Linked DNA regions of Homo sapiens: all the other regions are linked to region 3. The links are chromatin contacts, found by Hi-C or POLR2A ChIA-PET in ENCODE. All regions are on one chromosome and are shown on one strand. The core of a region is the stretch at or near the end of the contact, and the rest is flanking DNA. Distances in the headings are between cores, read along the strand shown.

Region 1 (5,280 bases), core at 1,998-4,497, 480 kb before region 3:
TTGAAGGAACTCTTACTCATGGATATCAAAGTGTGAGAGCAGTCAAAAGAGTGAGAGATTTGTTTAATTTTCAACAGATTATGAAATACCATTCTGGCATTTCTCTGTGACTCCATTTTCCCCCTTAGCTGATGCACCCTCAGACCTAGAGAGAGGAAAAGAGTGTCCTCCTCTTCCATAAGGCACTGAGATGGAGCAGTGAGAAGCTGGGTGTTCCTGGGTCATTCCAGTCAAAATATGAGCCCCACATGGCCCCCACTTTTCAACCACAATCTCCCGGTGCCCTGCCCCCACTGTAATGCCACCTATAATGTAGTTTGAAGGAAGCCCTGAATAGCTGAGGCAATACGTGAGGCCCTCCATGAGGTGGATCAAGGACGATTCCGTGGTCCCTGAGTATCTTTGAGGACCTGATAAATGTGTGCAGGGCTTTTTGCAGGAGGACGAAGAGAATGGAACCCACTAAAAGATTTATGGCTGTGATTATTATAAGGCTCTGCCAAGACAGAGAGAGGTCAACGGGACGGAAGGGAGTATGGCAGCCCCCCGGGAATCCAGAGCGTGCTCAGAGCAGCCCTTCACCTCTGATAAATGTGTGGATGTGGTTACTAAGTAGATTTAGATATTGGAGCTTGTTTTTCCTCTTCTGCCTTTAATACATCAGGAAGACTGACCACAGCCTAAGCTGCTGCTCACCTTAAAAAAAAAACCCACAGCAAAGTGATGAGAAAGGAGGGCATGCAGAGCAGCCTCTGACTTTGCAATATTGCCCTTTTCTTTACAATAAGCCTTCCTGCCATGGACAGGCCCAGCAGGAGAGCCAGGCTGAAGGCACAGAAAGGCTGGCTGCCAGAAGCCCTGGCAGGTTTCGTGGGTAGCTCCCGAAGGGGCAGCAGTGGCAAAGAAGAGCTGAGGTCGAGCCCTTCCAAGTGGAGGGCAGCATGTGGATGGTTGTGTGGAGGAAAGCAAAAAGCAACACGCCAACTTCACTAAACCAAAGAGGGGCTATAAATCTGGGCAGGAACGTGACTGGAGCTGGGAATTCAGGATGAAATGGAAAGGCCCAAAAACTGGGAGGAACGCCTGACTAACTTGTGAGGTTCCTTCTCAGAGGGGGTGGGGAAGGGGAGCATTGATCAGCAAATTTGCAGTTAAGTGGTCACTGGGTGCCCCTTGGTGCACATCCAAAGGCCTGCCTGTAAGATCCTGCAAGACAAGGCCATCCACAGCCAGAAGCCACAATGGAGGTAAAAGGGCTGACCATGGGTGGCCAAAGGCCACAACTCCAAGCACAGTGGGTTCTACACCACAGGGAAGACAACAGGGTTCTGGGGGAGGGGCTGTGGGCCACTTGACCCTACGTGTGTGGAGCGGCAGCAGTGTCCCCAAACACAAGGAAGCTGACAAAGCCCACATTGCGTGCCACCACTGGGGGTGGCTCCAGTTCAGTCCATATTTTTAAATCGCCCTGAGATCCATTGTTATAAAATAGACCATAACTCTGTGAAATGCTGTAACGATAACTTTGTTTAAGCATTAGTTTCAAGCCCTCTTAGAATACATGGGGCCAGTACTGATGCCGAAAGGCTCATTCTTTATATATTGAACCGCACAGCTGCAAGGAGTTGCACAAATGTTACCAACTCATTTGTCATGCAAACAGTGCTTCAGAAAGAAATAAAATACTATTATGTGGTATATGTGTTAGGCAATCACTATATCAAATTCATGGCATTCTGTGCAAACACATGCAGGGAAAAGGAAAACAACACTTGGTGAGAGAAATCACACCACATGGGAGCAGCTAAGTCAGGGGAGATGGGGAGGCTAACAGTGGAAGCTGACCAAGCCGAGGCTGTCATTTTCCCAGCAATTGTGGCCAGTGTTGAATACCCCTGAGGTGGAGCAAGTGGCAGGAATGCAAAACCCAGACAGAGGAGCATAGCATTGCCCAGGGTGTCAGGGAGGGGAGGGAATAAAGTGGGGAATGGGCAAGGGGGCTGTTGGGACAGATACGGGGCAGTTCCAGGGAGGAGGGGCCTGGGGGAAGGGGAGAATGGAATGGCAGGGGTAGAAATGGATGGAACCCATTGGGCCGGCAATAAATGTTTGGGAATGGGAGTTGAGGGATGTGGAAGGAAGATTATAAACTGGTTCTATTTCCAGTTGCCACATTCCCTTGCTTCCCTTAGGGGTTTCCTGCTAAGAGCCTTCATGTAACCAAATCACCTGCCCTGTGGGAGGCTCTACACAGCACTGACACTGCAAAGATGTGGGTTAAGTATAAACACGCATGAACGTGTGCCAGGCACTGTCCCAAGCACCTTAGCCAAACTACCTCTTCTAATCCTCACAGCAACTCTATTGAGGTTTACTGGCAAATAGGCTAACAATGTTAATTGAATATGATCACACATCTAATAGTTGTGAGTAGGGATTTGAAATCGAACTGTCTGGCTCCAAAGCCCACAACCTAAACCACCAGTGAGGCTGCAAGACCGTGTATCTCTGGAGTCTTCTCTCTCCCATGTCTCCTTGTAAAAATCCCATTACGCAGACACAGGCCCTCCGCAGAGAAGCCTCAACTGCCCATTCGAACCCAAGGGCATTTTGCTCCTCTGCCTCCACCATGGATGCTGCGTCTCCTCCAGGCTGGCGCTCCTTGGGGGCCAGTGTCTGTCCTAAGGCAGGGATCGCACCTACTTGGTGCTCAGTGTCGCCCAGTTAACAAGCCCGAAGTCGGGACAGGGTCTTGGAGCATGCCTGGAGTGTACTCTAAGACCCAAATAAAACCGGATCACACATCAGTCCCCAAGCCCAGAGAGGCAAATCATCCTGTCTCTCCATTCGTGGCAGTGGCTTCGTTCACCATTAAGCAATTCATCTATTAAATCAACGCTGACTTTACTGAACGCTTACCACCTGCCAGAGGCAGAGCTAGGGTTGGAGGACTCAGAGATTAATACCGCTTGATCTAACAAACAAAGGGAAGTGGGAGAGCGGAGAGAGAGAGAAAAACAAAACAAAACAAAACAAAACAAAAAATTTAATCCCCCTTGGACCTTCCCACCATGGCGGCTCTAAGAGCCACGTCAGACCGCCTCATCATGGCCGACCAAAGGCCAAGTGCAGACCTTCCCAACATGGCGACCGACCTTCCCATCATGGCGCGTGGCCCCGCCCGCTCCGCCGCGCCTGCGGGAGGGAGCAGTTCCGGGTGCGGTGCGCGCCAGGGGCGGGCGGGGGGCGGCGTCCTGGCCATGGCCGGCCTGTCGGACCTGGAACTGCGGCGGGAGCTGCAGGCCCTGGGCTTCCAGCCAGGACCCATCACCGACACCACCCGGGATGTCTACCGCAACAAGCTGCGCCGCCTGCGGGGCGAGGCCCGGCTGCGCGACGAGGAGCGGCTGCGGGAGGAGGCCCGGCCGCGGGGCGAGGAGCGGTTACGGGAAGAGGCCCGGTTACGCGAGGATGCGCCGCTGCGCGCCCGGCCCGCCGCGGCCTCTCCGCGGGCGGAGCCCTGGCTCTCCCAGCCGGCCTCGGGCTCGGCCTACGCGACCCCTGGGGCCTACGGTGATATCCGGCCCTCCGCGGCTTCCTGGGTAGGGAGCCGCGGCCTCGCCTATCCTGCCCGCCCGGCGCAACTCAGGCGCCGCGCCTCGGTCCGGGGCAGCTCCGAGGAGGACGAGGACGCCCGGACGCCCGACAGGGCCACGCAGGGCCCGGGTCTCGCGGCCCGCCGCTGGTGGGCAGCGTCTCCCGCCCCGGCGCGGCTGCCTTCCTCCCTCCTCGGTCCCGACCCGCGCCCGGGCCTGCGGGCGACTCGAGCGGGCCCTGCTGGCGCGGCGAGGGCCCGGCCTGAGGTGGGGCGCCGGCTGGAGCGCTGGCTCTCTCGGCTTCTGCTCTGGGCCAGCCTAGGGCTACTGCTCGTCTTCCTGGGCATCCTTTGGGTGAAGATGGGCAAGCCCTCAGCGCCGCAGGAGGCGGAGGACAACAGTACGTCCTGGGCCGGCGCAGGGGAGGGCCCTGGGCGCGCGTGTGTCCGCCGGAGGACCCCCCGTTCCTGTCGGCGCCAGGCCGCGCACTTCCGGCCTTGTCAGCTGCCTCTGACTGTCTTCTCATTTCCAGGCCTGCCTTCTTCCAGCTGTGGGAAGAGAGGGCCAAGGCTCCTGCATCTGCAATAATTTCTGCCTTCACTTTCTCCTGTTCTCCTTTTCTGCCCCAGCCCTCCCTTCTAACGTCTCCCTTTCAATCACAAGCTGTAGTCACTGCTCCTCCAACCTCTGGTTTTCTCCCTGGAGAGGAAGCCACACCCCCCTCTAACAGATTCACCCCATCCGTTTGGGTTCTTCCCTTTTGACCTCTGGCTTACACATTTAGTGCCTGTTTGAAGGCACTCCAGATTTCAGTGGCCCACAGATAGGATCTGGTTGGGGGTCCCACCTTTGTAGCACCAAAAAGTCCACTCTCCACTTCTTTGAATCACAGGGCCGCCGCTTTGTCAACAGGAGAATCTACCAGCCTTGCTTGCCAGACAGGTTAAACTGATCGCAACTGGAGGCCCTTATCATTGCTTGTAGCACCCTCATGGAGTGTGTTAAGAGAGAGACTACGACTCAAGGATGCTCACAGCCATCCTTCTGGCCACATTTAAGTTACATGGTTAGATATGCCAATGAGAGGTCTGCAGGATACAGTATGTATCCGGAATAGCTGAGGATTGTGTGTTTTCTGAAAGGAAACATAGAGATCATTTCATTATACATTTAGGTATAAAGGGCCACTGTAGTTCACCAACTTTTAATACTCTTTACAAAGCACGAATGTGACTAATACTGTTCCCAGCTTCCAGCCAAGGCCACATCCTTTCATGCCTAGCAGGAACTGCCAAAATACAGGAAAAAGCTAAAGTATGTCTTAGCTGGTGTGGCAGATGGATGTTTGGGAGTGTACAAGTCTGTGGGCAAGGGTATTAACAGACTCGTGTGCAAACACCCAAATGATTTCCCCACTATGAGAGCATTTATCAACTATGTGAATAGTTTGTCGACCTGCTAGAGAAATTAAGGAGACCTGGGAGTGTCATGGTACTATAACTACACTGGTGATGTCAAACAGTATCACACTGGTACTCACTGCTGAGATGCTTTAAGACAACAGCGCTAGAATGTATGCTGGTATTTACCTGGACTTCCCCTCCCATTACGGTGTTAATCTCTGTTTAACATATCATTGTTTACAAAACTCCTATATTTTGTTTTGTTTGGGCCTAACTCCCTG
Region 2 (4,888 bases), core at 515-3,014, 310 kb before region 3:
CACTGCTCTCTGGAGGAGGCCTGCACAAATGCTGGCCCAGATGTGGCTCCACCCCCATCCTCTAGGGAGCTGGGAAGAAGTTAGATCTAGTGGAAGTGGGGACAAATAGGCAGGGATTCCACGTGTGAAGGGGAGGGCACCAGGAGGGACCTGGATGGTTCTGCGAGAAGGCGAGCAGGGCAGGCTGGAATGCCAGGTGAGAACTCCCTGCTTGGCAGAGCCAGCCCTCCAATCCCACAATCCATTCCCTTTACACCAAGATGAAAGCTAAACTCCCAGCAACCCTGGGAGAGACCAGTGACCCCTCACCTCCCAGGCTTGGGGTGAGCCGGGCCCTGTCCAGCATCAGTCCTGAGCTGAGGGTGCCAGGTTGTCCTCCAAGGCCATCAGAAAGAAGGCACCACGCGGCTGGCTGGTCCCACTCAGTGGATCAGCAGAGGAGGGTGGGTGTACCCTAGAGGACAGCCATGTGTGGTTGGGAGGATGAGACAATTTAACCCAGGCCCCCAGACTGTAAACGGGACAAAGATAGCCGACCCTGCCCTGGGGTCTGGCTGGAGAAACCACCTACGCTCCCATCCAGCGAATCACATCCAGCTGCTCCTCTGAAGATAAACCCATCCTCTCTACCTAATTTCTCTCCTGCCCTCTCCCTGCTACAGGCCTGGCCCTCTCCAGGGACGTGAACTGATTCCCTGTTCATCCAGCCCAGACCCTGGGAGGTGGCGGCCAGAATTAATTAATGTTTGTGAAGTGCTGGAGAGAAGCTAGAACCAAGGACCCAAGGGCGCCAGATGACCGGCGCAGGAAATTGAATGGGAGAGGCGGGGAGAAGGGGCAGCTGGCCAGGACCTTGAAGCCTGGAAGGGGAGGGCTGAGAAGACACTCCTACTGAAGCTGGGAAGAACAGGGAGAGAGCTGTGAGGAGAAGGTGCGACCCCTCAAAGGCACCACGGGATCGGTAATAGAGGATTACGGGCTCCAAGCTGAGCCTGCCCACTCCCGACAGCTCCGCCCTACCCTCAGAGCCGGGCACGTCTCGGCCCGGCTGCCCTTCCCCAACTCAGCCTCCAGCCACCCACCTGCCCGCCCCCGGGACCACCTGCAAAGGAAGCCTCCGTCCCTCCGCCCCCTCCAAAGGCGTGCGCGGGAGGGTAGAGGCTGCGCCGCCGAGGGAGGCTCCTCCTGCCAACTCCAGTAGGGAGCCCGAGTCCTACCTGAGCAAACACTTCACTTCCTTTCTGTAAAAGAAGGAGGCGAGCCGTTCCCGCTCCTTGAGACTAGGGGGACGTCCAGGCCTCTATCGGGGGGCGGCGGCTGGACGCACGCAGCTGGCACCAGGGCCCACGGCGCCCCCTCTTTACCCGCGCCCCTCTCGAGCTCGGCTCACTCACCCCAAAGTGCTGATGAAGCCATTGACGGAGCCCTCGGCGTACAGGGAGACGATGTCCCCGATGTGAAGAAAGCTGGACATTTCACTCATGGCTGCGGCCCTCCGGGGCCCAGGGCGTGGGGGGCGCCTAGGGGCGCGTGGCCAAGCTCAGTGCGGAGGACTGAGGCGTCCGGGGAGCGGGGAGGGGTACGCTCCCACCTCGGATCCCGACGCTCGGTGCGGCCGGGGCGGGCTGGCGGCCACGGGAGCCAGGAGGCGGCTCGGCGGGGCCCGGGGTCCGGGTGAGGAGGTGCCCACGTCTTGGCGCGCCCGCCGCCCGCCCGCCCCGCCCGGCCCGCGCGTACCTGCAGCGTAGAAGGAGCAGGAAGTCTGGGGCCACCACACACATGCAAATCCCGCCCGGGAGGCGGGGAGGCCACACCCCGCCCCCCCTCCCCCCGCAGCTCGCCCGCCGGCACCCATGTGCACCCGCCTGCCTTCCCGCGCCCCGCGCTCCTCGCGCGTCCGGGGCCCGGCCTCCCGGACGCCGAATGCGCCGCCAGCCCTCCTGATCTCCAGAGGCGTCCTGCAAGGCACCGGGTCTAGGGGGCTCTCGGAGCTGCCATCCCTGGGAGGCCCAGGCGTAGTGGGGAGCTCTCCGCCCTCGGGGTTCCCGGACTATCTGCACCCGGGCCCTCGGCTGGCTAAGAGCCAGTGCAGGCGCCCGCGGAAGGGGGAGTCCAGCTCTCCGGCGGGCGTCACCCCGGAGCCGCTCGCGGAGGGCGCGCCCTGGAGCGCCCTGGCCGCGGCCGCCCTGCGGCCACCGCGCGGTCTCCGCGCCCAGCTGAGAGCAGGCTGGCGCCCAGAGGCGCGCTCATCCCTTTGCAGAGCAAATTCGGGATTCATTTTTCTCAACGTGAAAAGCCTTTTCATTGCACAATAGAAAGTGCTCAGGCTTGGAGGGGAAATGAAGCAATGGGGTGGGTTTTGTTTTTTTTCTCTCCGCATTCCTGTGTACAAAGAGATCCAACTTCCGAATCAGTTCAGCCGCTCCCTCTCCAGGAGTTGGCTCCAAAACTCTTGGCTCCTTCCGTCTTTCCTTTCAAAAAAAAAAAAAAAGCAGGGATGAAAATTACCTTCGCTAGTTGACAGAGCACCCAAGCGCTAACGATGCCAAGTCTGGGTGCCGGCCCCCTGGGAGTGACCCGCTGCGGCAGCGCCGCCAGGCTCTGGCTCCCGAAGTCCTGCCCTCAAATTCGCGTCCCGGGCTCGCTTACTTTCTGTTCTGTTCCCCGGTGCTTGGGTGTTTGCTTCCTAGTCCTTTATTTGAACGCCTAAGATAGGGTGCCCATTGCCACCGCCATCCGATCACTTTTGCTCCCTTCGGACCCCCCAACCCCACTTCCTGAGTTGTGGGGGGGCGTTTGTCCCTGGGAGAGAGGGAGGAGGGGACTCGGTGACTGAAGCAGGAAGAAGAGAGGCTAGGGGAGGGGTGGAGACAGCTAAAAGCAAAGAGACAGCTGCTGACCCTGGGAGGAGAAGAGCCCCAGGCAGTGGTTTTTTTGTTGTTGTTGTTGTTTTGTTTGTTTGTTTGTTTGTTTGTTTTACGAAGACCCCCAGGAACGATGTGGGAGGGAAGGACACCTCCAGGATCGCTAAGTACCGTGTTTTACAGTTTTGTTTTGTTTTTTCACCATGGCAAACAGTAACAAGTTTTACAGCAGACCAGTCCACACCTTCGTCTATATATAAGCAAAACAATAGATCACCAAACAATACTTACTTTTATGACCTTTGATGCATGCTGATATTTTCTATTCTATTTCAGTTGTGTTCTTGTTGTTGCTTTAATGCTGATTGTAACCCACTGAACTGGTTTTTTTTAATGTCCCAAATGGGTTGCAAACTGCAGTTTAAAAAACCTCATCCAGTCCACTGTGCCAAAAAGAGATGACCAAAGCCCAGAGAAGGAACACCACCCATCAAGGGCACACGGCAGGTTCCTGGCAACTGGAGGCAGAAGCCAACCAAGCCTCTGATTTTTAGCCGGGTATTCTCCTATTACCCCACACCAACTGAGCCACAGCGATGGGTCACTGGAACCTCACTGAGAAGGGGCAGCCCCTGGGACAGTTTCACTTGCTCCCAGGAGTCAGGCCTCCTGTATCATCCCCAAAAGTTAGAAGGGAAAAATATGCCTTCATTCCATAAGCATTTATTGAAGGCCTGTGATGTCAGGCCTCTGCTGGGCACCAGGCTCTGATCAAGCTGTCAGCCTGGGCCCAATTGCCTTTTTCCCTTCCCCAGACCGTGAGGATGAAGAGGGACAAGTTGAAAACTTGCCTCCAGTGGCCACACTCAGAACTTGTGCCACAGCCACACCCAGGAATCCACCTCCTTCCTCCCCTGACATCCATATAGATGGTTCCATAACTCAGCCGAGGTGTAGCAGCCAGGAATGGAGGTCACTCCACTTTGGGTCTCTCTGGACTAAAGCACATGGCCTTGTTTCTCCCCACCCCTCCCCATCCTAGGAATACTTAGAGCCTCTGTCTCTCCACCAACCAGGAGGTCTCAGAGGTGAGGGCTCTGGGCCCCTGTCACCTGCTTCTTCCAAATCAGCTCCACTGTAAGCTATTTTATATACCTGCGTTCTGAGTTAGAATTTGTTTCAAGAAAGTTTCTGTTGGTTAAACAACAACAACAAAGACCAAAGTTTAAGAAACAGATGGTACAGCTCCAATGAGTTCCCTCCCCTGCTTCCTGCTTGAAGCCTTCCTATGCCTCCTCACTGCCCACAGAAGTCTACAGACCTGAGCCCAGCACACTGGACCCTCAAGTCTTGCTGTCCTCCCACCCTCTGCAGAAAACACAATTGCTCCTCAAGGAGGATCCATGCTGTAGACTGGCCAAGAGTGCAGACTCTGGCTCCCTTTTTTTTTTTTTTTTTTTTTTTAGACGGAGTCTCACTCTGTCGCCCAGGCTGGAGTGCAGTGGCGCAATCTCAGCCCACTGCAACCTCCACCTCCCAGGTTCAAGCAATTCTCCTGCTTCGGCCTCCCGAGTAGCTGGGATTACAGGTGCCCGCCACCACACCCGGCTAATTTTTGTATTTTTAGTAGAGACAAGTTTTCACCATGTTGGCCAGGATGGTCTCAATCTCTTGACCTCATGATCCGCCTACTGCGGCCTCCCAAAGTGCTGGGATTACAGGTGTGAGCCACCACGCCTGGCCCGGACTCTGACTCTTACAGGCCTGGATTAGAGTCCCAGCTCTGCCACTTTCTAGCAGGCATTCTCTCAGCCTGTTTGCTCATCTGTTAAATGGAGAGAGTACCATACCAACATGTGAAGGAAGTGTGAGCCATCAGCACAGCATCCCAGGCAGGAAGGACTCAGTGTGTCCCTTCTCATTTCCCCAGGACCTCATCCACTCATACCCCTGTGCCTGCGCTCCTGTGGCTCTCTCTAGCACTTCACCTTTTCAAGTTCCCATGGTCAGAATAAAGTCTTCTT
Region 3 (4,947 bases), core at 15-2,514:
CACCATCTGACTGAGCACATGAAGACGCACACAGGTCTCAAGCCCTACGAGTGCGGAGTCTGCGCCAAGAAGTTCATGTGGCGAGACAGCTTCATGCGCCACCGAGGACACTGTGAGCGCCGGCACCGCCTGGGCGGGGTCGGGGCCGTACCTGGGCCTGGGACTCCCACGGGGCCATCCTTGCCGTCCAAGAGAGAGTCTCCCGGAGTGGGCGGGGGCAGCGGCGACGAAGCGAGTGCGGCCACGCCCCCGTCCAGCAGACGTGTCTGGTCCCCACCCAGAGTCCACAAGGTGGAGATGGGCTTCGGTGGAGGTGGAGGAGCAAACTGAAGGGGCAGGCTACTGGGGTGGGGTAGCTTTCGGGAAAGGGAATAAGGAGCACGATGCAAGGGCGCTGTGGCCCCCGGGTGATCTCCCACCACACTTACTGTCTTCCTTTATCTCTGTGGACTTGTATATATTCTGGAAGGGGAACCACAGTTTCACCATCGCCCGCCCATTCTACTACTCAACCCCTCCCCCCCAAGGTATTTCCAGAACTAAACCCTTCCTTTCCCTCTGATGGGTACACTGAAGCCCCTGCTCCACAGAGTAGATTGCACATGGAGGGAGGGAGAGGGGGCGTGTTGAACATCCTGCAGTCACAGGGTCAGGGGTCAGGTGGTTGTAGTCTGTGCCTGAAGTCTGTGTTTGTGTTGTCGTGGAGACAAGGCCTTTGAGCCCCACCCTTGTCCTAGAACCTACCCCCTCTCAAGGATGCGCTCTTTATTTCTACCCTGTCTCTCCCCGCCACCCCCGACTTCCCGTGGAAATTCCCAACTCGGTTCTCATGGAGGAGTGGGTGGAGACAAGGAGGGAGTAAGTCGTAGGAGTACAAGGTTTTTATTTTTTTTAACAGTGATTAAAATATTTATTGGTCATTTACTTGGCTTCCCGATAACCCGTGTGTTTGCTGGGGACGCGGCACAGATAGGGGGAAGCCGGAGTAATGGTTTTCGGGCAAGTGGATGTTGGAGAGCACACACAGGAGTTGGGGGGCGGGGGAGGGCCTGGGGTTGGGGAGGGCTCGAACTCGGGGCTGCTGGGTAGTCCAGGAGGGCGCGGTAAGGCTGGGGTGTCCTGGTGAGAACTGGAGAGGATCTACCCGGGTCCCTGCCTGGCCAGTGGGGAAACACCGGTCCCCCAGGCACCTTCACCTAACCAGAGCGGGGATTTCCACCGCCCCTCATGCCGCCCTTTGGAGGAAAGTGAAAGTGAAAGGAGGAAGAGGAGGCTTCATGGCTGAGGAGGTCGCAGCGCCATGAAGTCCCTGTCTCTGCTCCTCGCTGTGGCTTTGGGTGAGCGAACCCCGCGACTCATCGCCCAAGAACTAGAGGGAAGCGGAGGGAGGTGGCCCCACTGGAGCCGATGCCAGGGTGGGAGTGGGGCAGGTCACCAGACATACAAACCGCTCCTCACTCGCGTCCCTATACGCCAGGCCTGGCGACCGCCGTCTCAGCAGGACCCGCGGTGATCGAGTGTTGGTTCGTGGAGGATGCGAGCGGAAAGGGCCTGGCCAAGAGACCCGGTGCACTGCTGTTGCGCCAGGGACCGGGGGAACCGCCGCCCCGGCCGGACCTCGACCCTGAGCTCTATCTCAGTGTACACGGTGAGTCTCTAGGGACTCGCCGCCCCCCTACCTCTGTCGCCTCCACCGAAACCCCCTCCTCTTTAGATCCGGCAGTGACCTCAGGCCTCAGCTTCCCCTTTGTAAAGTGAGTCTCACTACGGGGTAGTCTGTGCATTTGAAGTTCCCCGAACGCTGCCCTTCCAGCCCCTTTCCCGGCGGTGACTCTACAGCTGCAACTTCCTTCTCTACACTCAGACCCCGCGGGCGCCCTCCAGGCTGCCTTCAGGCGGTATCCCCGGGGCGCCCCCGCACCACACTGCGAGATGAGCCGCTTCGTGCCTCTCCCCGCCTCTGCGAAATGGGCCAGCGGCCTGACCCCCGCGCAGAACTGCCCGCGGGCCCTGGATGGGGCTTGGCTGATGGTCAGCATATCCAGCCCAGTCCTCAGCCTCTCCAGCCTCTTGCGACCACAGCCAGAGCCTCAGCAGGAGCCTGTTCTCATCACCATGGCAACAGGTAGCTGGGGAGGGGAGGTGGAGAAGGGTGGGTAGATTCTAAGGGTCCAGATCAGCCGGTGGTCTCGCTTTATGGACTTGAGCAAGACATTTCGCCAATCGGGGTTCAGTTTCCTTTTTTTGTTAAGAGAGGTGGTTTGGCTAGAATGAATCAATCTCTACCGCTCCTTCTAGCCCTCACCCAGTTAAAAAAAAAAAACAAAAAAAAAACTGCAGCTTGGCAGGGGGTAGGGGGAAAGCAGGGCCGGGCAGGGGGGTTACTTTCTGGTGTTTCGAAGGGCGGGGCTTTGAAGAGGTGGGGTTTCCCGACACCAGACCTTGAGAGACTTGTCAGGTGATGCGAGGTGGGAGGGGTTCAGAAGCAGGAGCGTTTTTTCTCTGCTCTTCCCAGATCTGTGTCTTGCTCTGCACCCTCAGCTTTGCGGGTCACTCTTTCAAAACCCAGCACTCTATCCCCACCTGCGCCCACACCCGGCGCTGCGGCAATCCGCAAAGCAAAGGCTCTTGCACTCTAGCGCGTTGACCTTGCCTGACAGCCCCGTGTAGGGATGTGCTGCCGCTCTGTGGTCCGCAAACAGGTGGGCTCGAGTGGGCGGATGGACGCGGCTGGAGATTGGATAGCTCCTATTGCACTGAAAGGTGCATTGCAGTTTGAGGCCCAGGAGTCAGAAGCTTTTCTAGGCTGGGACGTGGGAGGGACTGTGCAGATAATTCAAGAATGAGGAGAGTCTGACCTGGATATCTGGGAGCTCTCCCTCCTGGCAGCGGAGGCGGGGTATTCCGGGGTAGAATACCGGTAGAGTTCTTAGCTTTTCTATCTGGATTTTATGTCAGCGACACAGCCCGATGGACAGGGCAACCCCAACCAATCCCTGCACCCTCCCTTCCCTCCACCCTCCTGAGAATTACCCACAGAACCAGGGAGACAGACTTGAAACCCACGCTGAAACCCTCACCTCTGCCTATACCTCCATTCTTAGTCTCAAGCCCCCACCCTGGCAGAAGCTGAGGAACACTGCTCTTGTGTAGACAGTAGCTCTCTCTGGTGGGGTGGAATATTTCCTAGGGCTACTGGCTCCACCGAGGTGATGATGAGAATGGTCTTTGCTTTCTGAGTTTGTTTTTCCAACTGTAAAATGTGGATACTATTTCCCAGCTGCTTTTCTTGTTGTGACTATCAAGAGATGGCACTGTGTTAATTTATCCATTGATTCAATAAATACTTTTTAGCACCAAGAATGAGTTAGGACTCAGCAGTTCTCAGTCCACACTGTTGGAGGTTTCTAAAATATACTGAAACCTGATTCAATCCCATGCTTAGCTTGGCCGATTAAATCAGAATCTCTGGGGTGGCCCTGGGTGCCCTTAAGGGTCACAAAGATGATCTGATGTAGACTCTGCTCTCCAGGAGGTTCTGGGCGTATTTGCCACGGATAATCCTAATGTAAAGTAGAAAGTGAAGGACATGCAGACAGGGAGCCCTGGAAGTGCCCGGGTGGTAAGATTGTCTGTATTTCACAAACAACTGGGGTCAAAGCAAGGTGCTGTGCTATTTATTTATTTTTATTTTATTTATTTATTTATTTTTGAGACAGAGTTTTGCTCTTGTTGCCCAGGCTGGAGTGCAATGGCGTGATCTCACGCTCACCGGAACCTCCGCCTCCCTGGTTCAAGCAATTCTCCTGCCTCAGCCTCCCGAGTAGCTGGGATTACAGGTGCCTGCCACCACACCCAGCTAATTTTGTATTTTTAGTAGAGATGAGGTTTCTCCATGTTGGTAAGGCTGGTCTCGAACTCCCAACTTCAGGTGATCCTCCCACCTCGCCTCCCGAAGTGCTGGGATTACAAGCGTGAGCCACTGCGCCTGCCTGCTATTTATTTATTTATTTATTTTTGAGACGGAGTCTCCCTCTTATTGCCCAGGCTAGAGTGCAGTTGCAGTGGCATGATCTTGGCTCACTGCAACCTCCGTCTCCCATGTTCAAGCAATTCTTGTGCCTTAGCCTCCCCAGTAGCTGGGATTACAGGCTTGTGCCACCACGCCCACCTAATTTTTGTATTTTTATTGGAGACAGGTTTCACCATGTTGGCCAGGATGGTCTTGAACTCCTGACCTAAGGTGATCCACCCACCTTGGCCTTCCAAAGTGCTGGGATTACAGGCATGAGCCACCACGCCCGGCCTGCTGTGCTCTTTCTTTTCAAGCATTTCTGCTTGATCAGGGATTTAAGAAAATGAAAGCTGTTGTACTGATGTAAAATTAGAAATGAAATCTCTCCAGGGTCCAAGATCATTCATGATTTTGCTAATATACATTTATACTTGTCTTATCAAATATTTTTAAATGTTTATTGACAAATATGCTTATTTATTTATTTATTTGAGACAGGGTCTCCCTCTGTCGCCCAGGCTGGAGTGCAGTGCAGGCTGGAGAGCAGTGGCATGATCTCAGCTCACTGCAACCTCCACCTCCGTGGCTCAAGTGATCCTCGTGCCTCAGTCTCCTGAGTAGCTGAGACCACAGGCATGTGCCACCATGCCCAGCTAATTTTTGTATTTTTTTTGTGGAGATGGGTTTTTGTCAGGTTGCCCAGGCTGGTCTTGGACTCCTGGGCTCAATTGATCTGCCCACCTTGGCCTCCGAAACTGCTGGGATTACACGTGTGAGCTGCCTGGCCCCAAATATACTTTTTTTTTTTTTTTTTTTTTTTTGAGACAGAGTCTCACCCTGTTGCCCAGGCTGGAGTGCAATGGTGTGATCTCTGCTCATTTCAACTTCTGCCTCCTGAGTTCAAGTAATTCTCCTGTCTCAGCCTCCCAAGT
Region 4 (4,564 bases), core at 1,695-4,194, 400 kb before region 3:
TCAAGCAGCATGAAAACCATTTGCTGCCACCTAATGTTACTTTTTGGTTGCCTAAGACAGAGGGACCTTGGCTCTGCCTCCTGGGACAGATGTGGACCAGTCAGGTGCTCTTCAAAGCCACGGCTATGACAGCGCCTCGGGGCACCCAGCACAGCCCTAGGTGCCTGGACCTTGGTAAGTAAATAGATACAATCCTTGCCCTTTGTGCCTTAGGGGTGTCATCAAAACTACATGGCTATGAGGTGAGGATGGAGCAAGGAGGGACTGCTGGGCTGGGAACCTGGTGGGGTTAATCAGGGGAGCTTTCTGGAGAAGGTGCCCTTGGGCGCCTCATTTTCCACTCCCCCTGAACTCTCCTTACCTCAGCGGGCATCACACATTCTGGTCCCCAGAGGTTTTCCTTTAATGGTCTTGACTCCTAACATCTTCGGAACAGTTAAAGCCATTCCAGTTAAAATCACCCATTGATCTTTCCTCAAATTAAACTCCTCCCTCTCTTTCCCATTGCCACCCCAGGCCTGCCTCTGGCTGTTCTTGGAGCCATCCTTGATCTTCTCCCACTCTCCCCTGAACAGCAGACATCTGTTTCTCCAAACTCTCTAGCATTGTCTAACACTTCAGTTAAAGCTCTCGTCATCTGTAACTTTGTGTCCTGGTTATGTACACATTCCCAGACTTGGCCATCAACTTCTTGAAGGCAGGACTCTCCTAGATTCACCTTTAAAATGTAGGTAAGGCAAGAAGGAAAAGGTTTGGAGGAAGCAAAGTTTTGTACACATTGGATGGTCTTGGCTAAATACAGGATAGTGGAGATATACGGGGGGCTGAGGCTTTCTTATGAAAAATGCAGATGGTGGGACAGTCTTTTGAGAACAAAAATTAGTCCACATGGTGATGTAGCTAGAGACATATAAGAGAAGACTTGATAAAACAAACACATTTTAATGGGAGAAAATATTCTGAAATCACATAGCTGTGAAGGGAGTAATATCTGGAATATACAGAGAACTCCTAAAACTCAATAACAACAACAACAAAAAAAAAACCCGATTAAAAACAGGTAAAGGACTTGAATAGATATTTCTCTGAAGATATACAAATGGCTGATAAGCACATAAAAAGATACTCAATATCACTAATCATTAGACAAATGCAAGTCAAAGCTACATTGAGATACAGCCCTCACCCATTATGATGGTTACTATCAAAAAACCAGAAAATAACAAATGTTGGTAAGGATGTGGAGAAATTGGAACCCTTGTGCACCGGTGGTGGGAGTGCAAAATGGTGCAGCTGCTGTGGAAGACAGTATGGCAGTTCCTCAAAAAACTTAAAATAGAATTACCATATGATCCAGCAATTCCGCTTCTGGGTATATACCAAAAGAATTGAAAGCAAGGTCTTGAGATGTCTGTACATCCATGTTCATAGCAGCATTATTCACAAGAGCTAAAACATGGAGGCAACCTAAGTGTCTATCAATGGATGTGTAAACAAAATGTGGTATATACATGCAACGGAATATTACTCAGCCTTAAAAAGGAAGGAAATTCTGACATATGCTACAAAATGAATGAACCTTGAAGTGAAAATATTATGCTAAGCAAAATAAGCCAGTTGCAAAAATACTGCAGGATTCCACTTACATGAGGTACCTAGAGTAGTCAAAATCATACAGACAAAATAGAATGGTCGTTGCCAGGGGCTGGGGGGAGAGGGGGAAATGGGGATTTATTGTTTAATGAGTATGGAGTTTCAGTTTTACAAGAGTTACGGAGATGGTGCGATGGCTGCACAACATTATTCAGTGCTATTTCATACCCATGAACTGTACACTTAAAAATGGCTGGCTGGGCACCGTGGCTCACGCCTGTAATCCCAGCATTTTGGGAGGCCGAGGCAGGTGGATCGCCTGAGGTCAGGAGTTCGAGATCAGCCTGGCCAACATGGTAAAACCCTGTCCCTACTAAAAATACAAAACATAGCCAGGCATGATGGCGGGCGCCTGTAGTCCCAGCTACTTGGGAGGCTGAGGCAGGAGAATCACTTGAACCCGGGAGGCGGAGGTTGCGCCATTCACTGAACACCAGCCTGGGCGACAGAGCCACAGAGCAAGACTCCATCTCAAAATAAATAAATAAATAAATAAAAGGTTAAGGCCAGGTGTGGTGGCTCACACCTGTAATCCCAGCACTTTGGGAGGCCAAGGTGGGAGGATCACTTGAGCCCAGGAGTTTGAGACCAGCATGGGCCACATAGCAAGACCTTGTCTAAAAAAAATGGTTAAGATAGTAAATTTTGTTATGTGTATTTTACCACAATACAAAATAATAAATTGTAAAGAAAAAAAAAGTTTTTCTAGTCTGAATCAACACAGTTGGCATTGCTCATGCTAGAAAACCTGCGCCTCCCAGAGAAAAATGTCTGGCTTATGAGGGGTAGGAAGGGGGGAACAGAAGGGATACTAACAGGGACTGGGCAGAGAAGAACAAGAACTAGGAAGCACTAAAGAAGGAATTGAGGCCGAGTACCAAGGGATAGTGACAGGTACGGGGGCACCCACGAACAACGTTCAAACATATTTTCATCCAGTAACCTGTATTTACATGCAAATATATTGGTTTATGCAAAACAGCGGAGGCCTCGGGGGAGGGTTTTTTAGTCTCAAGCTTGTGCAGTCATTGAAAAAGAGACGCAAAGCTGTCTCTGGGGTACTCCACGTCCGCCTTGCCCCTGGGAGCTGGGCCGGTTCCAGGAGGACGAAGACTGAATTAGCTCGGCTTGCAGAGAAAGGCGAGCAGCGCCCCTACACGGAGAGTAGCGGTGCGCCTACAAAGTCGCGCATGCCCACTCCGGCCTCCCGCTCCACTCCTAAGGCAGGCGGCGAGGCTTAGTGCGCAAGCGCCATTCGTCGGCGCCGACTCCTCCCGCTAAGGCGGGAACACGCGGGGCCCAAGATGGCGGCCAGCCGGTACCGGCGTTTTCTTAAGCTCTGTGAGGAATGGCCAGTGGACGAGACCAAACGGGGCCGGGACTTGGGCGCTTACCTGCGACAGCGGGTAGCACAGGCCTTTCGGGAGGGAGAGAATACCCAGGTGACCGGCGGGGAGGCGGCTGGGACGAGGGGAGGAAAGGACGAGGCAGGGGCGGGGCCAACGAGCGCGCTAGCAGGGGGATCTGCGCATGCGCGCGCCCTCTTTCCAGGCAGCACGTGAGCGCGGACCCCCTTTTTCCCCCAGGGAGCTACTGATAGCGACGCCCGTTGTATTCAGCGCTCTCCCCCGGCTGCACCTTGGAATTGCCGAAGAAGCTTTTTTTAAACTCCAGATGGGCCGGGTGCGGCGGTTCACACCTATAATTCCAGCACTCTTTGAGAGGCCGAGGCGGGAGGATCGCTTGAGCCCAGGATGACCTCCTGGGCAACATAGTGGGACTCCGTCTCTACAAATCAAAAAACAAACAAAAACTTCAAATGCAGAATCTCTAGGGGTGGGGTCTTGACCTCAGAGTTTTAAAAGCTCTCCAGGTGATTCAAGGTGCAGAGAGAGTTGAGACCCACACCACCAGTGGCAGCTGGTGACAGCCTCAGCTTTTTGCTTCCTTGTCACGGTAGCATTACCTCATTATTTCGCAGTGTTGTGTATTGACTGAGCTAATCCCCAGTTAACTCTGCAGGTCCCCGCTAAGCGTTTGCGTTCTTCCTGAGCCCCTGTAAGCCTGTGCAGCAGGTTTGGGTCCTCAGCTCACGCAGCTGTGTGTGAGTAGTAGGCCTATGTTCTTGCTTTCCTCCAGGTTGGCGCTGCAGCTCTGGGATTCATTCATTCATATAGCTCGTATTTATTGAGCACCTACCATATGCCTGGAACGGTGCTAGGGAAACAGCAGTGTTAAACAGGTGAAGTCCTGCCCGCATGAAGTTTTACATTGTAGTTCAGGACACAATAAGCAGGTAAGTGTACGTAAGACAGATAAGTACTGTGATCGATAGAAAATAGGGTAGCGTGATAAAAGGGTAATGTTATTAGTGGGGCCTTTCTGAGGAGATGACACATAGGTGAGACCTAAGGCAAGAGGATGAGCCAGCCATGTACACTTGGCGGGAAGGACATTCCAGACACTGCACATGTCCAGAGGCAGGAGGCAGATTGACATGTTTGAGGACAGAAAGAAAGCCAGAATGGCTGCAGGGTAGTAAGTAAGGTGGAGTTTGCTAAGGTGAAGGTCCGGAGCCAGGCACAGTAGGATATTATCTGTTCTGATTAGCTTTAGACCTCATTATAAGGCCAGTGAGAAGTCACTGGGGATGTTTAGTGAGGGGACTGATGTGCCCTAATTTACTTTTTAAAAGACTATTCTGGTTGTATGTGGTGAGTGGGCTATAGGGGGCAATAACAAAAAAAGAGGCTGGAGAGAAGCCGATTATGGTACTATAAGCGACAGATGGTGGGGGGTTGGATGAGGACGGCAGCACAGAAGATGGAAGTGGTTGGATTCAGGTTATGCGCAGGTTGAGTCAGCAGGACTTGCTGATATATGGGATGTGGGATAAAGGAAAAGAGAGGAA
Region 5 (5,055 bases), core at 2,556-5,055, 280 kb after region 3:
TGGGTGACAGAGCAAGACTCCATCTCAAAAAAATAACCCTGTCTCAAACAAACAAATAAACAAACAAAAAAAGAAAAGAAAAGAAAAGAAATTAGAAATGAGTAAGACAAACCAGAACTAGTGAAAGGAATGTTAGAATGGGAATAAATGAACTAGGAAATAGAAAAAGATAGAGAAAATCAACAAAACTAAGTTTTTGCTTTTAAAGAATCAAAACTGAGGAAACTTTAGCTAGATTGAGTAAGAAAAAAAAGAAAGGAATTGAATTACTCAAATCAGGAATAAAAGATGAGACCTTTCTACCACTTTACAGAAATGAAAAACAATATAAGGGAATACTGTGTACAATTGCGTGCCAACAATTAGATAATCTAGATAAAATGGACACATTTTGTGCTGGGCAGGGTGGCACACATCTGTAGTACCAGCTACTAGGGAAGTTGAGGCAGGAGGATTGCCTGAACCCAGGAGTATGGGGTTATCGTGCACTGTAGCCTGGGCAACATAGCAACCTGTCAAAAAAAAAAAAGACAAATTTCTCGAAAAACATAACTACTAAAACAATGAAAAAGAATACAATATTTCAAAGTATTTTATCTTTTATAATGTTCTTTGACAAAAATAGAACAGAGCTAGAGATCAATTACAGAAAGATAACCAAAAAATTTTGAAGAGTTTAGAAATTAAGAAATACAAATTAAAATAATCCATAGATCAAAGAAGATAATCAGAGATTAAATCTAATTATTATCAGATCCCTGACAATAAAAAATTGAAAATATCAGTTGGGTGTGGTGGCTCATGCCTGTAATCCCAGTACTTTGGGAGGCTAAGGCAAGAGGATTGCTTGAGCCTAGGAAGTTCAAAACCAGCCTGGACCACATGATGAGATCCTATCTCTACGAAAAATAAAATATAAGTTAGCTGGTGTGGTGCTGCATGCCTGAGGTCCTAGCTTCTTAGGAGGCTGAGGTGGGAGGATCACTTGAGCCCAGGAGTCCAAGGCTGCAGTGAGATATGACAGCACCACTGCACTCCAGCCAGGGCAACAGAGTGAGACCCTGTCTTGAAAGAAAAGAAAAGGAAAGGAAAGAAAAAGAAAAGAAGGAAGGAAGAAAGAAAATTGAAAATATTGCAAATTATACTTGCATTACAAAATATTATAACATAAGATGAAGCTGAAGTCAGGTCTAGACAAAAATTATATGCAACCTTAAGTGCATATAATTAATTGGAAAGAAAGAAATACTGAAAATCAATCATATACTTAGAAAAAGAATGTCAAATTTAACCCAAGAAAAGTAAAAGTAAGGGAATTATATACATAAAAGAAGAAAATAATTTGATAGGAAATAATAATACAGTAGAAAAACATCAACAACACTAAAGGCTTGTTTCTTTGAAAAGACTAATAGGATTGATAAAATTTTAGCAAGACTGTGGAAGATTTTAAAACAAGACAGAAGGCATGAAATTCCAATATCAGGAATGAAAAAGGTACTGTCATTATGGGTCCTGTAGACATTAAAATTACAATAGAAAATATTATAAATAACTTTATGCTGACAAATTTGAAAAGCTAGATGAAATAGACATATTCTAGAAAACACCACTTACTAAAATGAACTCAAGAAATAATAGAAAAATTTTCATAATCCTGTATCTATTAAAGAAATTGAGTTGGTAATTACAAAACTTTCCACAAAGAAATCTGTAGGCAAAGATGATCTTATTGGGTGAATTCTTCTAAATATTCAGTGAAGGCATTTGCTAACCTTACACAAGCGATTCCAAAAGACGGGGGAATAAAGGAACATTTCTCAACTCATGCAGCAATATGCCAAATCCTCATAAGCATGAAGCAAAAACAAAAACAAAAAAGCAAAAGTAAGGCTCATCTCATTTTTAAACACAGATACAAAACTCCTAAAAGATCTATTAGTCAATTAAATATAACACTAGGTAAAATAATGACCAAGTTGAGTTTATTCTATGAACATAGGGTAAGTTTAATATATGAAAATCAAGCAATGAAAATAGTAACTTATGGTTGAAAAATCTGTCAGTTACCACTAAAATCAAGTAGTCAAAATTAGCATCACAGGGTAAGTTTAATATACGAAAATCAAGCAATGAAAATAGTAACTTTATGGTTGAAAAAATCTGTCAGTTACCACTAAAATCAAGTAGTCAAAATTAGCATCACTGATAACAGAACAAATCAACATCATGTGTCTCCTGATTCAATGCACGGAGATACAATATCAACTATGAAGAACTCCTGCCTTTGTCATATCCTCTATGAGCTATTTAGTTCCTTTCCAATAAATGCCTTTTCTGCTTAATTATTCAAGTTTGCATTCTATTGTTTAAAATCAAGAACCTGCATTAGTACAGTAGTAATAGTTATTGAGCACTAATGCTCACAGCAGTGTTTCAACATAGATATTATTTATCCTTATTCTAAGATGAGGCAATAGGTAGTTATAGTTAAGAATATGACCCCAAATCACATACACAATAATAGGTGAAGGAAAGAATAAATTTCAAGTTTACCTGTCTCCAAATTTCATTCTTTTAGACTCTCTAACCCTTCTCCCTTGACCATGCTTGGCATTTTTGACTAAGTGATTTTAGCCAGGAACCTGGTTTACCCAAATACACAGAATCATCAATCTGTCTCCCTCCATACCCTTCCTTGGGATTTAAGGATGTCAGAAGTTAAGGAGAGAAGATAAACATGTGCTTTTACTGTGATGCTCTCTGGGGAAAAGTTATGTGGGGTCCAGATAAAAATCATTGCCTCTCAGAGAACAAAGACATGCTATTCCCAGGGGGCTGCTCATGAGATCTTTTTATAAGGCTCCAAACAGTAAGACTAGATGTAGGGCTAGCTCCCGAGTGATGGAAAAGAATCGGGACAACTCCCTCCTGGGGGTATCTCTCTCTCTCTGTCTCTCTCTCGACTCCAAACAGCATCACAAGAGAACCTCAAGTTTTGTATTATTTATTCCAGGAACCCCAAAGGGAAGGTGAAAGAAACTTGGGGAGAAAAAAAATCTCCCTTGAATGCATGAAAAAACAGGTGTTGGGGTGATGTTGATGTTGAGATAGCCAAGTGCAGGCACCTGACTGCCACCTGGGGATGGGAGCAGGAGGGAGTGCTGGAGACCGTGGATTCAGAGGTTACTAGTGTAGACGTGCAGGGAGCCACAGGCCTGGATGAGTTCTCCAGAGCAGCAGGTGTAGAGTGATAAGAAGAGGGCTGACGACTAACATCAGGTGTGTAGTTTTAGGAGTGAAGAAGAAGAGTATTCAACAGAGGGGACAGGTTTTCATTCCTGCTTTGGCACCTGGAGCAATAGGAAGTGTTTGATTGCCTGTGCTACTTGAACATTCTCCTTCCCCGACAGCTTCCACGGCCTCTTTGTAGACTGTCTCCTTGCTCACCTTCACCTCATATTGTCCCCTGGATTTGAGGCCCCAGCCATCATGACATGTTCAGGCTTCTGAACAGGGCTGTGAGGAGGGGGATGGAGGGAAAATATCAGGGGAAAGGATTTATCTGAATGCATGTAGAGACTTCAAAGAAGCTCTTTTCCTGGGAAATTCTGGTAACATTTCTCTCTATCCAATAAAAAGTGGGTGAAAGGCAGTGTCACTAGTTTCTGGCAGACTAAGCCCCTGAGAAGGTCCTGCTGCACGGATGTGTGTAACTGAAGCTGTGTGGAGGGAGCTTGTGATCTATACAGAAGTAGCAAGGGCAAGAGGAACAAGAGAGGTTCAAAGGCACCAAGTGCAGAGGCAGTGGGTGGGGAGACCCAGGCATGGAAGCCAGTGTTTCACTGTGAATACTTGGAAAGTCCCTGGCTGGCTCCAAACAGTAGAATATGGCTGGATTCTAGAGTCTGTTGTCAGAATAATGAGAATTAATACGGAAGCTCATTTTCAGACTTATCATTAGTTATGAGATGATGGAGGGTTAAGGAAACCACAGTAAGAGGAAGAGATTCTAAGGCTAGCTTCTTAGGACCCCACCCCATCCCTAAATTTTCAGATGGGAGAGAGAGGAGTGTTATGCATCTCTGTATCATTCTTTTTTGGAGCTGAGAGAGACAGAAAGGAGAGGGGAGGGGAGGGAAGGGGAGGAAGAGATGAAGAGGGAGAGGGGAGGGGAGGGAAGGGGAGGAAGAGATGAAGAGGGAGAGATGGAGAGGGAGAGATGGAGAAGGAGAGAGGGGGAGGGAGGGAGGGGAGGGAGAGGAGGAGAGAGAGAAGAGAAAGGGAGAGAGAGTGGGGAGAGAGGGAGAATAAGTATAAATCATCAATTAATCTGTGGATGTCTGATTGTCCACCTTCTGGATTATTTCAGACACTGAAATTTGTGAATAATGATAAGCAGGGCCTGGATCAGGAGAGCACTTCAAAAGATAAGGACTTGTACATAGGATGTTAAAGCCTGCTAAACAGGTCCTCACAGGCCCACCTTTTACTGCTTCCTCTTGAAATAAGCCTCTTCTGCCCTTCCCACCCTGTCATTACCACTGTCCCCAATACCACAAAGTGGAGGATTGTGGAAATCCCTTAAGAAAAAGAAAAGAAGCTCATTGTCTACATCAGAAATTCTCTGTAACTCCCATCCTCCCACTTCCTCATGCTGCCTGACTGCCTTCCTTATCACTCTACATCAGTTGGATTGTATCAACGTTTGGCCTTTCTTAAACCTCCTACTCTGGTGTCCAAAGGACAGATTTCTGTCCCAGAGCAGATATGAATGTTACAAGGGGAGTGTTTGATAGACAAAGGACCCCATGTTACTTCTGCAGTTGAAACTAGCCTCTGTATAAGGAATTAAAAGACTATGAGAAGAAAGTAATGATGGAGACATTATTCTCCCTATTGTCATGGATCAATGGCATCATCTGGGGATTAGGCCAATGGCTGCTTTGAAGGAATATTTTATAAAGTAGACATTATCAGTGATGAATTTGAGTGTGAGTTGAAATGGAAGTATAGTAAAGTGGTAAGACTCCTTGATGAATCAATGTTTGGTGT

Evidence for each region. A loop is a pair of places that touch in the nucleus more often than their neighbours do. ChIA-PET counts read pairs that join two places held with the same protein, here RNA polymerase II (POLR2A). Pooled maps may share reads with other maps.
Region 1: a pooled map shows a loop between it and region 3 (8-fold over the local background). The contact joins the promoter of LEMD2 here to the promoter of TAPBP in region 3. A Hi-C loop is called at or near these places in 1 of 37 single-sample maps with no recorded cell type and 14 of 50 pooled maps. POLR2A ChIA-PET finds 5 or more read pairs at or near these places in 1 of 52 experiments (A673).
Region 2: a loop to region 3 is called in a pooled map, with 5 times the contacts of the local background. The contact joins the promoter of ITPR3 here to the promoter of TAPBP in region 3. A Hi-C loop is called at or near these places in 3 of 37 single-sample maps with no recorded cell type and 8 of 50 pooled maps. POLR2A ChIA-PET finds 5 or more read pairs at or near these places in 8 of 52 experiments (A549, RWPE1, WTC11 and 5 more).
Region 4: a loop to region 3 is called in a map with no recorded cell type, with 4 times the contacts of the local background. The contact joins the promoter of UQCC2 here to the promoter of TAPBP in region 3. A Hi-C loop is called at or near these places in 2 of 168 maps with a recorded cell type or tissue (gastrocnemius medialis and naive thymus-derived CD4-positive, alpha-beta T cell), 2 of 37 single-sample maps with no recorded cell type and 8 of 50 pooled maps. POLR2A ChIA-PET finds 5 or more read pairs at or near these places in 9 of 52 experiments (A549, B cell, Caco-2 and 6 more).
Region 5: a loop to region 3 is called in a pooled map, with 6 times the contacts of the local background. The contact joins the enhancer-like site here to the promoter of TAPBP in region 3. A Hi-C loop is called at or near these places in 3 of 37 single-sample maps with no recorded cell type and 4 of 50 pooled maps. POLR2A ChIA-PET finds 5 or more read pairs at or near these places in 5 of 52 experiments (B cell, T-cell, WTC11 and 2 more).

What each region holds. Positions count from the first base shown.
Region 1 is chr6:33,787,097-33,792,376 of GRCh38, reverse strand. It overlaps LEMD2 (LEM domain nuclear envelope protein 2), which reads left to right and starts at 3,247. Exons shown (of 9, transcript NM_181336.4): 1 at 3,247-3,996. The coding sequence starts at 3,261. It overlaps LOC105375024 (a long non-coding RNA gene), which reads right to left and starts at 2,999. Exons shown (of 3, transcript XR_926707.3): 1 at 1-2,999. RefSeq lists enhancers at 1,218-1,821, 3,032-3,121, 3,734-4,283 and silencers at 3,212-3,591, 3,632-4,081.
Region 2 is chr6:33,618,198-33,623,085 of GRCh38, reverse strand. It overlaps ITPR3 (inositol 1,4,5-trisphosphate receptor type 3), which reads right to left and starts at 1,764. Exons shown (of 58, transcript NM_002224.4): 1 at 1,395-1,764. The coding sequence starts at 1,483. RefSeq lists enhancers at 1-290, 291-840 and silencers at 1,362-1,547, 1,427-1,576, 1,587-1,756, 1,807-1,926, 1,957-2,266.
Region 3 is chr6:33,310,395-33,315,341 of GRCh38, reverse strand. TAPBP (TAP binding protein) reads left to right here and starts at 1,264. Exons shown (of 8, transcript NM_003190.5): 1 at 1,264-1,337; 2 at 1,478-1,648; 3 at 1,865-2,125. The coding sequence starts at 1,301. It overlaps ZBTB22 (zinc finger and BTB domain containing 22), which reads left to right. Exons shown (of 2, transcript NM_005453.5): 2 at 1-924. The coding sequence ends at 330. RefSeq lists enhancers at 1-50, 51-710.
Region 4 is chr6:33,710,080-33,714,643 of GRCh38, reverse strand. UQCC2 (ubiquinol-cytochrome c reductase complex assembly factor 2) reads left to right here and starts at 2,944. Exons shown (of 4, transcript NM_032340.4): 1 at 2,944-3,095. The coding sequence starts at 2,958. LOC124901304 (a long non-coding RNA gene) reads left to right here and starts at 3,195. Exons shown (of 3, transcript XR_007059548.1): 1 at 3,195-3,336; 2 at 3,793-3,949. RefSeq lists a silencer at 1-232 and enhancers at 3,375-3,424, 3,451-4,348.
Region 5 is chr6:33,028,206-33,033,260 of GRCh38, reverse strand. No RefSeq gene overlaps it. Among named protein-coding and RNA genes, the nearest start is that of HLA-DOA, 21 kb to the right of the region's middle. Within about 2 kb of position 3,805, at least 18 of the 41 ENCODE cell types and tissues checked have a DNase peak (open chromatin) inside an H3K27ac peak, as active enhancers do; they include B cell, where a contact is called at or near this core.